Linked DNA regions of Homo sapiens: region 2 is linked to region 1. A link is a loop called in an ENCODE intact Hi-C map of the cell type or tissue named here. Cell type or tissue: upper lobe of right lung. All regions are shown on one strand. Each heading gives the region's core, and the rest is flanking DNA. Links, peaks and the distances in the headings are about the cores only.

Evidence for each region. Hi-C counts contacts between places; a loop is a spot of excess contacts. Peaks named below come from ENCODE experiments on the same cell type or tissue, not always from the same donor. Only the 100,000 strongest peaks of a DNase experiment are listed, where the experiment ranks them.
Region 2: it touches region 1 in a loop (1.8-fold over the local background); 62 of 110 quality-filtered maps call a loop at or near these places.

The regions. Positions count from the first base shown.
Region 1 is chr19:1,178,285-1,183,647 of GRCh38, forward strand. No RefSeq gene overlaps it. Among named protein-coding and RNA genes, the nearest start is that of SBNO2, 6.7 kb to the left of the region's middle. RefSeq lists enhancers at 1-299, 1,686-2,201, 5,309-5,358. In upper lobe of right lung, for the core only: a CTCF peak has its summit at 2,309; DNase peaks (open chromatin) are centred at 687, 2,367 and 3,467; H3K4me3 peaks cover 819 bases; H3K27ac peaks cover 2,778 bases.
Region 2 is chr19:1,121,191-1,126,553 of GRCh38, forward strand. SBNO2 (strawberry notch homolog 2) reads right to left here. Exons shown (of 32, transcript NM_014963.3): 6 at 2,752-2,832; 7 at 2,344-2,449; 8 at 1,704-1,855; 9 at 1,468-1,601; 10 at 1,278-1,368; 11 at 949-1,092. Among named protein-coding and RNA genes, the nearest start is that of GPX4, 20 kb to the left of the region's middle. RefSeq lists an enhancer at 1,149-1,652. In upper lobe of right lung, for the core only: no CTCF peak of the experiment used is centred there; DNase peaks (open chromatin) are centred at 1,109, 1,654, 2,011 and 2,849; H3K27ac peaks cover 479 bases.

The DNA.
Region 1 (5,363 bases), core at 307-5,306:
CCACTCCGGAGGCTGAGGCAGGAGAATCGCTTGAACCCGGGAGGCGGAGGTTGCAATGAGCTGAGATCGCACCACTGCACTCCAGCCTGGGCAACAGAGCAAGACTCTGTCTCAAAAAAAATAATAATAATGATAATAATAATAATAGCAACTAGCTGCTAGGTTGTTCAGACAACTCAATGGACAGACAGTGCCTAATAGAATTTAACCACTACGAATATTTCCAAATGAAATTCTTTTTTTTTTTTTTTTTGAGACGAAGTCTGGCCCTTTCACCCAGGCTGGAGTGCAGGGGCATGAGCTCAACTTAGTGCAACCCCTGCCTCTTGGGTCCAAGTGATTATCTTGCCTCAGCCTCCCAAGTAGCTGGGATTACAGGCACGTGCCACCATGCCCGGCTAATTTTTGTATTTTCAGTAGAGGCAGGGTTTCACCATGTTGACCAGGATGGTCTCGAGCTCTTGACCTCGTGATCCGCCTGCCTTGGCCTCCCATATTGCTGGGATTCCAGGCTTGAGCCACCCTAGGGAAATTCTTGATTTTCCTCGGCCCAGTCCATGGCGTCACTGAAGTGGATGTTCAATGAGAAAATAATAAGGATGAATGCTGCAGTTGGAGTTCAAGAGAGGAGGCATTTTTGACGCCACAGATGGGCAGAGATGGGGTGAGGGCCCTGGCCGGCACCAGCTCTCCTGGCTCAGACTTTGGAAGCCGCCCCCCAGGGGAGACGCTCAACTGGTCAGAGGTGTGGATAGCCCCGTCCCCCAGTAGTCCCACCCCGCAGAGAGCTCTCAGGCTTCCAGCTCTGGCCCAGGCCCAGGTCCTCGGTGCCATGTGAAGGGTGGAGAGCTCTCCTGGGGGACAGAGTTGTACATTTGTGGAGGTTTTCTGGTGGGGCTGTGTTTGACGTCAACACTCTCCTCCCTAAACCCTCCCTCTTCCCCATCCCATACAGGTCCTCCTAAATGTCTTCCCAGCCCCTTCGAGAGAATTGTGGAAGTGGGGTTGCCAGATCAAACACAAGACACCCAGTTAAAATTCAACTGTAGGTACGTGACGAGTACTTTTTGTTGCTGCTGCTGTTGTTGTTCTTGTTGTTTTTGAGACGGAGTCTCGCTCCGTTGACAAGAAGGCTGGAGTGCAGTGGCGCGATCTTGGCTCACTGCAACCTCCACCTCCCGGGTTCAAGTAATTCTCTGCCTCAGCCTCCCGAGTAGCTGGGACTACAGGCACCCGCCGCCACACCCGGCTAATTTTTTGTATTTTTAGTAGAGACGGGGTTCCACCATCCTGGCCAGGCTGGTCTTGAACTCCTGACCTCGTGATCCACCTGCCTCAGCCTCCCAAAGTGCCAGGATTACAGGCGTGAGCCACTGCGCCCAGGCTTTGTTGTTGTTTGAGACTGGGAATCACCCTGTCGCCCAGGCTGGAGTGCAGTGGTATAGTCACAGCCCACTGCAGCCTCTGCCTGCTGCGCTCAAGCAATCCTCCCCAGTCAGCCTCCTAAGTAGCTGGGACTACAGGTATGCACCACCATGCCTGGCCAATTTTTTTACTTTTTATAGAGACGGGGTTTCACCATTTTACCCAGATTAGTCTTGAACTCCTGAGCTCAAGCAGTCCTCCCACCTTGGCCTCCCAAAGTGCTGGGATTACAGGCATGAGCCATCACACCTGGCCCATTTCTTTCTTTCTTTCTTTCTTTCTTTCTTTCTTTCTTTCTTTCTTTCTTTCTTTCTTTCTTTCTCTCTTTCTTTCTCTCTCTCTCTCTATTTCCTTCTTTCTTTCTTTCTCTCTCTCTCTCTTTCTTTCTCTCTCTCTTTCTTTCTTTTTTTTGTAGAGATGGGGTCTTACTGTGTCGCCCAGCCTGGTCTCAAACTCCTGGCCTCAAGCAATCCACCTGCCTCGGCCTCCCAAAATGCTAGGATTACAGGCATGAGCCACTCTGTCCAGCCTGTCTTAATTATTTCAAATTGCAGAAAACTTCAGACAAACATGAAGGTTGTTTGTAAGGACCTTCTTGGGCTGTGCCTCAGTTTCCCCATCTGGGAGATGCCAGCCTGGATTCCCCTCCCGGCCTCAGTGTCTCTCCTGGGCGGCAAGAAGGACCCTGGGACTGTGCCCACTCTGCCGTCCAGGGGGCCGAGGGAGGTGCCCAGGGAGGGGGAGGTGCGTGGTGGTGACGGGCGGCTCCCGCACAGAGCCTCAGACCTGGGCAGGTGAGGCAGGCAGGTGGGTCTGGCCCGGCGCGGCCCGATGCGGGGGCAGGGATGGGATGGAGCCACTTCCTGTTTCTCCACATTCTGGAAAGTCCCTGTGTTCCCAGGCAGAGGGGGCACCTCCTCCCTGCCAGCCCTCCTGGGCGCCGGGCTCCTCACCACTTCTCCTTCCTCCACCCACTTCCCCAGCGGACGGGCCTGGGACCCGCCCCTTCCCCTCCTGCCTCTCTCCTCTTTTCTTTCCCAATCAGGCCCTTCCTGGTGTGCAGAAGGGAAAGCTGATTCCACAGCAGCTGGGCCTGCCCGACCCAGGAGGCTACATCTGTCACCCCTCTGTCTGTCTCTGTCTCTGTCTCTATCTGTCTCTCTGTCTCTCTCTGTCTCTTTCTCTGTCTCCTTGTCTGTCTGTCTCTCTGTCTCCATGTCTCTCTGTCTCTCTGTCTTCGTCTCTCTGTTTCTGGCTCTCTTTGTCTCTCTGTGTCTCAGTTTATTTCTGTCTCTTTCTGTGTCTCTTTGTCTGTGTCTCTGTGTCCCTCTGTCTCTGTTTCTCTGGCTCTGGCTCTGTGTCCCTGTCTGTTTCTTTTTTTTTTTTTTTTTTTTTTTTTTGAGAGAGTCTCGCTCTGTCCCCCAGGCTGGGGTGCAATGGCGCGATCTCGGCTCACTGCAAGCTCCGCCTCCCGGGTTCACGCCATTCTCCTGCCTCAGCCTCCCAAGTAGCTGGGAGTACAGGTGCCCGCCACCACGCCCGGCTAATTTTTTTTTTTGCATTTTTTAGTAGGGACGGGGTTTCACCGTGTTAGCCAGGATGGTCTCGATCTCCTGACCTCGTGATCCGCCCGCCTCAGCCTCCCAAAGTGCTGGGATTACAGGCGTGAGCCACCGCTCCCGGCCTGTCTCTCTGTTTCTCTGTCTCTCTCTTTGTCTCTGTCTCTCTGTCTCTGTCTCTGTGTCCCTCTGTCTCTCTGTTTGTCTCTCTCTGTGTCTGTCTCTGTCTCCGTGTCTCTCTGTCTCTGTCTTTGTCTCCCTGTCTCTGTCTCTGGATCCCTCTGTCTGTTTCTCTAGCTCTCTCTTTGTCTCTGTCTCTGTTTCTCTATCTCTGTCTATCTCTGTCTCAGTCCCTTCTTTTGCCACCATCCCCCTCCCGTGGCCGCCCTCACGTGTCAGCACCATACCCTCCCTGTGGTCAGGGCCACCTGCTCCAGGGTGTCCTCAGGTCGGTGCTGGCCGGCGTGTTCCCGGGCCCTGCAGCCACCTGCTTGACCAGGGCCAGGCCCAGAGTGAGATCCTACCAGGCCAGGTCGGGGCAGCCTCTGTGCCAAGACAACTTTAGGGAACAACAAACCTGTCTGACGGGTTTGAGATTCCACATGGGACAGGCTTTCTCACCTCCGCACTGACGCTAGGACAGCTGGGTTGAAGGGGCCCAGTGACACCCCTGACATAGCACCTCAGGCTGGGTACAGGCTGCAGCAGCCTAGTCTGGGTCAGGGCTGTGTCCTGAGGTTGGGGCACCCAGGGCAGGCTGGGTGAAGGAAGATCAGCAATCTGCCGGTCGCCCTGTGCAGGGAGGATAAACAGGGAGAAGGCACTGCACATGCAAAGTCTCAGCGGGGACAAAGACTCAGGGGAGAGTGTGCGGGGCCTGGGGTGTGAGGATAGATGGACTGGGAGAGAGAGAGGGGACCCTGGAGGGCCTGGAAGCTAGACGTGGCCTGTATTCTGGGGGCACTAGGGAACCATTGAGGGTTCTGGAGCAACGGAGTGGTACAGTCATGGTGGGGCTAGCGGTGTACTGGATGGGGTGAGGCACAGGGACCGAATTTCAGATCAGAAGGCTCATCTGGTAGTCAGACTGAGGCCGGAGGAGGCTCAACTGCCCCGAGGATGAAGAAAGGAGCCAAACTTGGCCGGGTGCAGTGGCTCACGCCTGTCATCCCAGCACTTTGGGAGGCCAAGGCAGGTGGACTGCCTGAGGTCAGGAGTTTGAGACCAACCTGCCAACACGGTGAAACCCCGTCTCTACTGAATATACAAAAAAATTAGCTGGGGGTGGTGGCGGGCGCCTATAATCCCAGCTACTCGGCAGGCTGAGGCAAGGGAATTGCTTGAAGCAGGGAGGCGGAGGTTGCAGTGAGCCGAGATCGCACCACTGCACTCCACCCTGGGTGACAGAGAGAGCAAGATTCTGTCTCAAAAAAAAAAGAGCCAAACTTTGAACTTCTTTTTTCTTTCTTTCTTTTTTTTTTCTATTTTGAGACAGGGTTTTGCTCTGTCGCCCAGGCTGGAGTGCAGTGGTGTGATCTCGGCTCACAGAACCCTTGAACTCCTTGCCTGGAGCAATCCTCCCTCCTCAGCCTCCAGAGTAGCTGGGATGACAGGCGCACCACTATGCCTGGTTAATTTTAAATTTTGTTGGCCAGGCGCGATGGCTCATGCCTGTAATCCCAGCACTTTGGGAGACCAAGGCGGGTGAGTCACCTGAGATCAGGAGTTCGAGACCAGCCTCACCAACGTGGTGAAACCCTTTCTCTACTAAAAAAAAAAAACAAAAACAAAATTAGCCAGGCATGGTGGCACGCACCCATAATCCCAGCTACTCGGGAGGCTGATGCAGGAGAATCGCTTGAACCCAGGAGGCGGAGGTTGCGGTGAGCCGGGATCGCACCACTGCACTCCAGTCTGGGCGAAAGAGCGAGACTCCGTCTCGACAAACAAACAAACAAACAAACAATAAATAAATAAATAAACCTTGTTTGTAGTGAAGAGGTCTCACTGGGTTACCCAGGCTAATCTTGAACTCCTGGCTTCAAGTGAGCTTCCCACCTCGGTCTCCCAAAGTGCTGAGATGACAGGTGTGAGCCGCTGCACCCGGCCTGAACTTCCTATCAGGTGCTCATTATGAGCCAGGATTGAGCTACAGAAAATGCGAGGGAGGGGAGACGGCCCCCAGGATGCCCCCAAACCGGTACTCTGCACCCCCTGGGCCCACATCTAAGGACGACAAGGCAGAGGCCTCAAATGCCAGGTCCTGTGGCTTTGTCCCCGGGGCGGTGGGGAGCCACGGGCAGAAGTAGGGCACCAGAGGAGATTGCTCTGCCAGGGCTGGGGCCAGAGCAAAGGGCCGGGGGCAGGGCAGGGGCGTTG
Region 2 (5,363 bases), core at 45-5,044, 57 kb before region 1:
GTTCTTAATATTTTAAGACGAAAGAAAGCCAAGTTCCAGGAAAGCAGTCTGAGGAAGGAAAACTGGGAGAATACAAATTAAACGGCCGGCCCTGCCGCCACGTAGCAGCTCAGCGAGGTATGATCTCAGGGTTATCGCTATTTCGTAGATTGTTGCACATAGATTGTTCAGCCGGGTGCGAAGACACCAGCAGTCTCCCGTTCTGTTTCTGGCCAGTCTGAATGTTCTGTGTCTCGGCGTTAACTGAACAGCAAAGCCATGGCCATGTCCTGTGCATGAAGTGGATGCTGCAGGCCAACGTCCCTCCCTTATCTGAGCCTGTGCTCCCAACACCCCAACACCCAAGGTGCACCCTGCAGGGCCGAGCACCAGGGCTGAGCCTGGCCAAGGGGTGCCCTGCCGTGCCTTTGCTGCTAACTGTCCTGGGTCTCCTGTGGGGGAGCCCCTCCGAACCGCAGCCTGCCGACGAGAGCCCTGGGATGCTGGGGAGTGAACTGTGCCCACCACACTATCAGCTGGGGTTGGCACCTTCCTGACTTGGGGAGCAGCTCAGTGGCCACCCTCTGCCCACGGCATCATGGCAAACATCAGGACCACATCTATGGTCACTCATCCCACTTATCAGAACCAAGAAACCAAGCCGGAGCCCTGTGGTGAATGATGATGGTCACTTGTGTGGTACCCACAGGGCCAGCCTCCCAGGACCAGAAAAGTCTTCTATCCGGAGTCCTAAACCCTGAGCAAAGCTGGGGGCTGGGTGGCCACATCCAGGGTAGTGAGCTCCAGTGGCCTCCAGCCCTTCCCCAGCCCCACCCCTCCGCTCCTACCCTCTCCCATCCTGCCCTCCTCTCCCCTGACTCCCACCCCTCCTCTCCCACTCCTCCATCCTCCTTTTCCCTCCGACCCCCTAATCCAGCCCTCCCCTCCCGATTGCCCCCAGCAGGATACGACGCCCTCGAAGGCCTCCCCACACCAGTCCAGGATCTGCCGGAGGCGAGTGCGGTGCTGGCCGCCGGCCTGGCTCTCCCCAATCAGGGCGGAGTAGGTGGCGAAGAGGACGCCCTCTGAGGTAGTGGTGTCACCGTACTTGATCTGGGGATGCACAGAACAGGTGTGGAATGGGGCCCCGGCTCAGCAGGCTCTGGACCTGGGTCTCCCTATCTGTAAGGGTGCTGGGCAGAGCCTGCCCTGGCTGCTGGCCCACCCAGCTGAGCAGCCCCCACTTTGCAGGGCACGGTCCCCACCTTGCCCCCTACTTTGCCGAGCACAGCCCCTACCTTGCTGAGCGCGTGCACCGCGATGCCCGTGGCTTCGATGTCCCGCAGGTCGCGCTCCGCATCGTACTTGAGGTCGTTGGAGACGCTGAACCTGCGGGGTGGGGGCGTCAGGCGCGCCCACCCTTCCCCCTCGCCCCCCGCTTCCGCCCCCCACCCCCGCTCCCGCCCCCTGCCCCAGGCAGGGCCTCACCACAATGCTTTCTTCCGGCCGCGCAGGTGGTTCTCCAGGATGACTCCGGCCACCGTCCGGCCTTTGCCCACGCCGGCCCCATCGCCGATGAGAAAGCCCGCGCGCTGCCCGCTGGGGAGCAGGACCTCGTGTTGCTGTTGCCGGAGAGCAGGCGTCAGGGCCTGGGGGTGCTGGCCCGGCCCCTCCCCAGGGGCCTCGCGGACACAGGCTGGGCTGGGTTGGGGACATGCGGTCACCTGGCAGGCGTAGGTGATGGCCTCTAGCTGCAGGGCAGACAGGGCCCCGCTGTCCGAGGGCAGGGCCAGGGTGTAGGTGATGTCTGGGGGTGGGACGCTGGACAGTGTGCTGGTCTCCACCACGCGGTCTGGGTGCTGCTTCCCGATCTTGGCTGGAGGAGCAAGGACGGAGGGCAAGGTAAAGGGTATGGCCAAGGGGTGACCAGGGCCGGTTATGGCACGCTGGGCGGGTCTGGGGCGTGGCCAGAGCTGGCGGGGCAGTTTGGGGGCGTGGCCAGGTCCCGTTGGGCGGGTCATGGGCGTGGCCAGGAATGCCTGGGTGGAGGAGTGGTCAGGGCTGGCCGGGTCGGGGGTGTGGCCGCGGCCTGCTGGGTTGGTTGGGGGCGTGGCCAGCGGCTTGCAGGAGGGGCAAATGCATAAAAATCCTCCCAGTGCCTCTGAGGTTCCTTTCCACTTCTCCCCTCTGCGAACCCCGGTTTTGTATAAGCCTGGATTGTAGAACCTGTCCCCGGGCTCTCCGGCCCTCCCTGAAGCTTCACATTCCCTCTGTGGGCTGTGCGGGCGGTGGTCACCTGCAGGGTCTCGGTCCCACAAAAGGGTTTGAACCTGTCCCAGGGCTGGGTGCAGCCGGGCCACTCACACTTGGACGGCACGTAGTCGGCGTAGGTCTCTGTGTGCCCCAGCTCCTCCGCCTCCTCCTCCTCAGCCTCGTCCTCCTCCTCTGGCTGGCTCTGCACACTCTGCTCCTGCGTGCGTGGCGGGAGCTCAGCGGAGACTGCAGGCCTGAGCGGCCGCGGGCACTGGGCTCCCCCAGGGGCAGGGGCCAGGCTGACCATGGGCAGCTGAGTGACCCAGGGGTGGGAGACGGCTCTGTCTGCCCCTGCAGCAAGGTGCTCCCCCAGGGCCTCCATCTCCTCAGCTATAAAATGGGCACTCCCAGCTTCTAGGCCAGCCAAGCGCTCCCCACAATGGAGATGCCTGTGCTGAGCCCTCTCCTTAGGTCCCATGAGAGGGCAGGGGAGGGAGCTCTCGGCTGGGCCCAGCTCACCTGGTAGCTGACGAGAAGCGGGGTGCTGTGGGAGGGCAGAAAGTCCTCGAAGCCTGCAAACGGCCTGCTGAGCTGGAACAGCTGGAAGGGGAGCAGGATGTCAGCCCGGGCCAGACGGGACAGGTCACAGCTGGTGGGCCCTCGCAGCCTGGCCACCAGAGGGAGGCTCCCCACTGCCCCGTCCTCGCCTCCCCATCCTCGCTCCCCAGGGCCCTGGGTCTTGCTCTCCTGCTGTTCTCAGGGTGACCCTGGTGCCTCCCAAGCCTCCCCAGTGGGCACCTCCCTGGGGCCTAAGGCTCGCTCCTCCTGGCCAGCACCTGGCTGCCTTCTCACTGATGGCCAGTGTGCCTGCCTGGAGTGCCCGGGAGGAAGGTGCCCGGCTAGTTCTGACAGACAACACAGCTTGGTCCCGCGGGAGCTGCCAGGAAGGCTGTGGACAGGGGTCTGACAGGAGAGACCCACTGTGTGCCAGCCCCATGCAGTGCAGGAGGCCCTCGGGGGCCTGGGAGACAAGGGGTTGGGAGCTCCCTGTCGAGGGGGAAGAGGAGACAGAGGCAGTGGGGGCGGGCGGGCCTGGGCCTTGTCCCTCACCCGATGGCTCCCAGCACACAGGGTGGGTGGCCCAGGGCAGCCCTGCACTCTCCAAGAACCCCCGTGGGTGCAGTCCCTGAGGCCCCTCGAGGGCAGCACCTCCTCTGTGAGAGATGGGGCAAGGATGCCTGCCACTGTAGTGACCAGAGAACACATCCCACTGCGGCCCCACCCTGGGGAGAAGGACTGCCCGGAGCCTCATGCAGATTCACCAGGGTGGGCAGTGACACTGTCCTCGGGGAGCTGACCCCAGGCCTTGGCAGACAGGTGTGCTGGGCCTCTGGATGAGTCTGTGGCCCACCCAGGGGTCTCCGAACTGACTGGGCGTGTAAAGCCTGTGAACGGGTGGGTCGGGGGGTGGTGTGGCCCGTCGTCATGCCCACTGTCCAGACGCCAACACTGAGACAGTGTGGACCCCGGGACGGATGGCTGGGGGATGGTAGGGTCCAAACTAGGGTCTGTGTGATTCTGGAATATATCCACTCTTAAAAAGCAAAAATCCTAACAGTAATACGAGCCATAAAAAACGTAAGCATGGTCAGGGTACAGTGGCTCACACCCGTAAATCCCAGCACTTTGGGAGGCCAAGGCCTCCCAGAGTGGAGGTCAGGATTTCGAGACCAGCCTGGCCAGCATGCTGAAACCCCGTCTCTACTAAAGATACAAAAAAAAAAAAATTAGCCAGGTGTGGTGGTGGGCGCCTGTAATCTCAGCTGATCAGGAGGCTGAGGCAGGAGAATCGCTTAAACCCAGGAGGCAGAGGTTGCAGTGAGCTGAGATCACGCCATTGTACTCCAGCCTGGGTGACAGGGCGAGACTCCATCTCAAAAAAAAAAAAAAAAAAAAAGTGAGCGTGGGCCGGGCATGGTGGCTCACGCCTGTAATCCCAGCACTTCGGGAGGCCAAGATAGGTGGATCACCTGAGGTTGGGAGTTCAAGACCAGCCTGACCAAAATGGATAAACCCCATCTCTACTAAAAATACAAAATTAGCCAGGCACGATGGTACATGCCTGTAATCTCAGCTACTAGGGAGGCTGAGGAGGCAGGAGAATCTCTTGAACCTGGGAGGTGGAGGGTGCAGTGAGCTGAGATCGCACCACTGCACTCCAGCCTGGGCGACAAGAGCGAGAGACTCTGTCTTAAAAAAAGAAAAAAAAAAGTGTGAAGAATTGGAAAGGGGAGAATCCCGCCGGGTGCGTGGCTCAGGCCTGTGGGAGGCAGAGGCAGAACGGGCGAGATCTTTTGGGGCCAGGGTTCCAGACCAGCCTGGACAACATGATAAAATCCTATCTCTACAAAAAATACAAAAATTAGCCAGGCGTGGTGTCGTGTGTCTATGGACCCAGCTACTCGAGAGGCTGAGGCAGGAGGATCGCTTTAACCCAGAAGGTCGAGGCTGAAATGGGCTGAGGTTGCGCCACCACACTCCAGCCTGGGCGACAGAGTGAGATCCCGTCTCAAAATAAATAAGTAAATAAATAAATAAGAGCATCTCTTCTAGACCCGGTCCCCCCCTTGAACTCCAACGTCCTGAGACGGGTGAGGTTTCCGCCCAAGCCTGCCTGAGCCCGGGCCGGGTTCTCGGCAGTGTGTGGGAGCCACCAGGCTAGTGATGCTAATGAACTGAGTCCACAGCTTCTGCATTTTCTAACACTAGGAACACTCCTGAGGGTTTTTAAAGAAAGTGGAAGCGTGGCACAGGAAGGTTAGAAACCTATACTCAGTTGCCCTCTCCTTTTTTTTTTAAGTTAACAAAACACAAAAAAACAGACGCCACGCAGGTTCCTGGAAGGCTGAGTCACCATTCCCGGTGGGGCTGGCGGGCATTGGGTTTCAGATGCCCTCGTGCCGGCCACAGCAGGCCGGTCAGGCCCTGGCTTCTTTCCTCACGCCCTGCTGAGGACCTGGGAGCTAGCTGGGAGGGCACGGGCCCCGGGCTGGGTGAAATGCTCTGCTGGGCCCTTGTGCCAGAGGGACCAAGCCTGAGCCGCCCACCATGGCTGCGGGGTGCCCTGATGC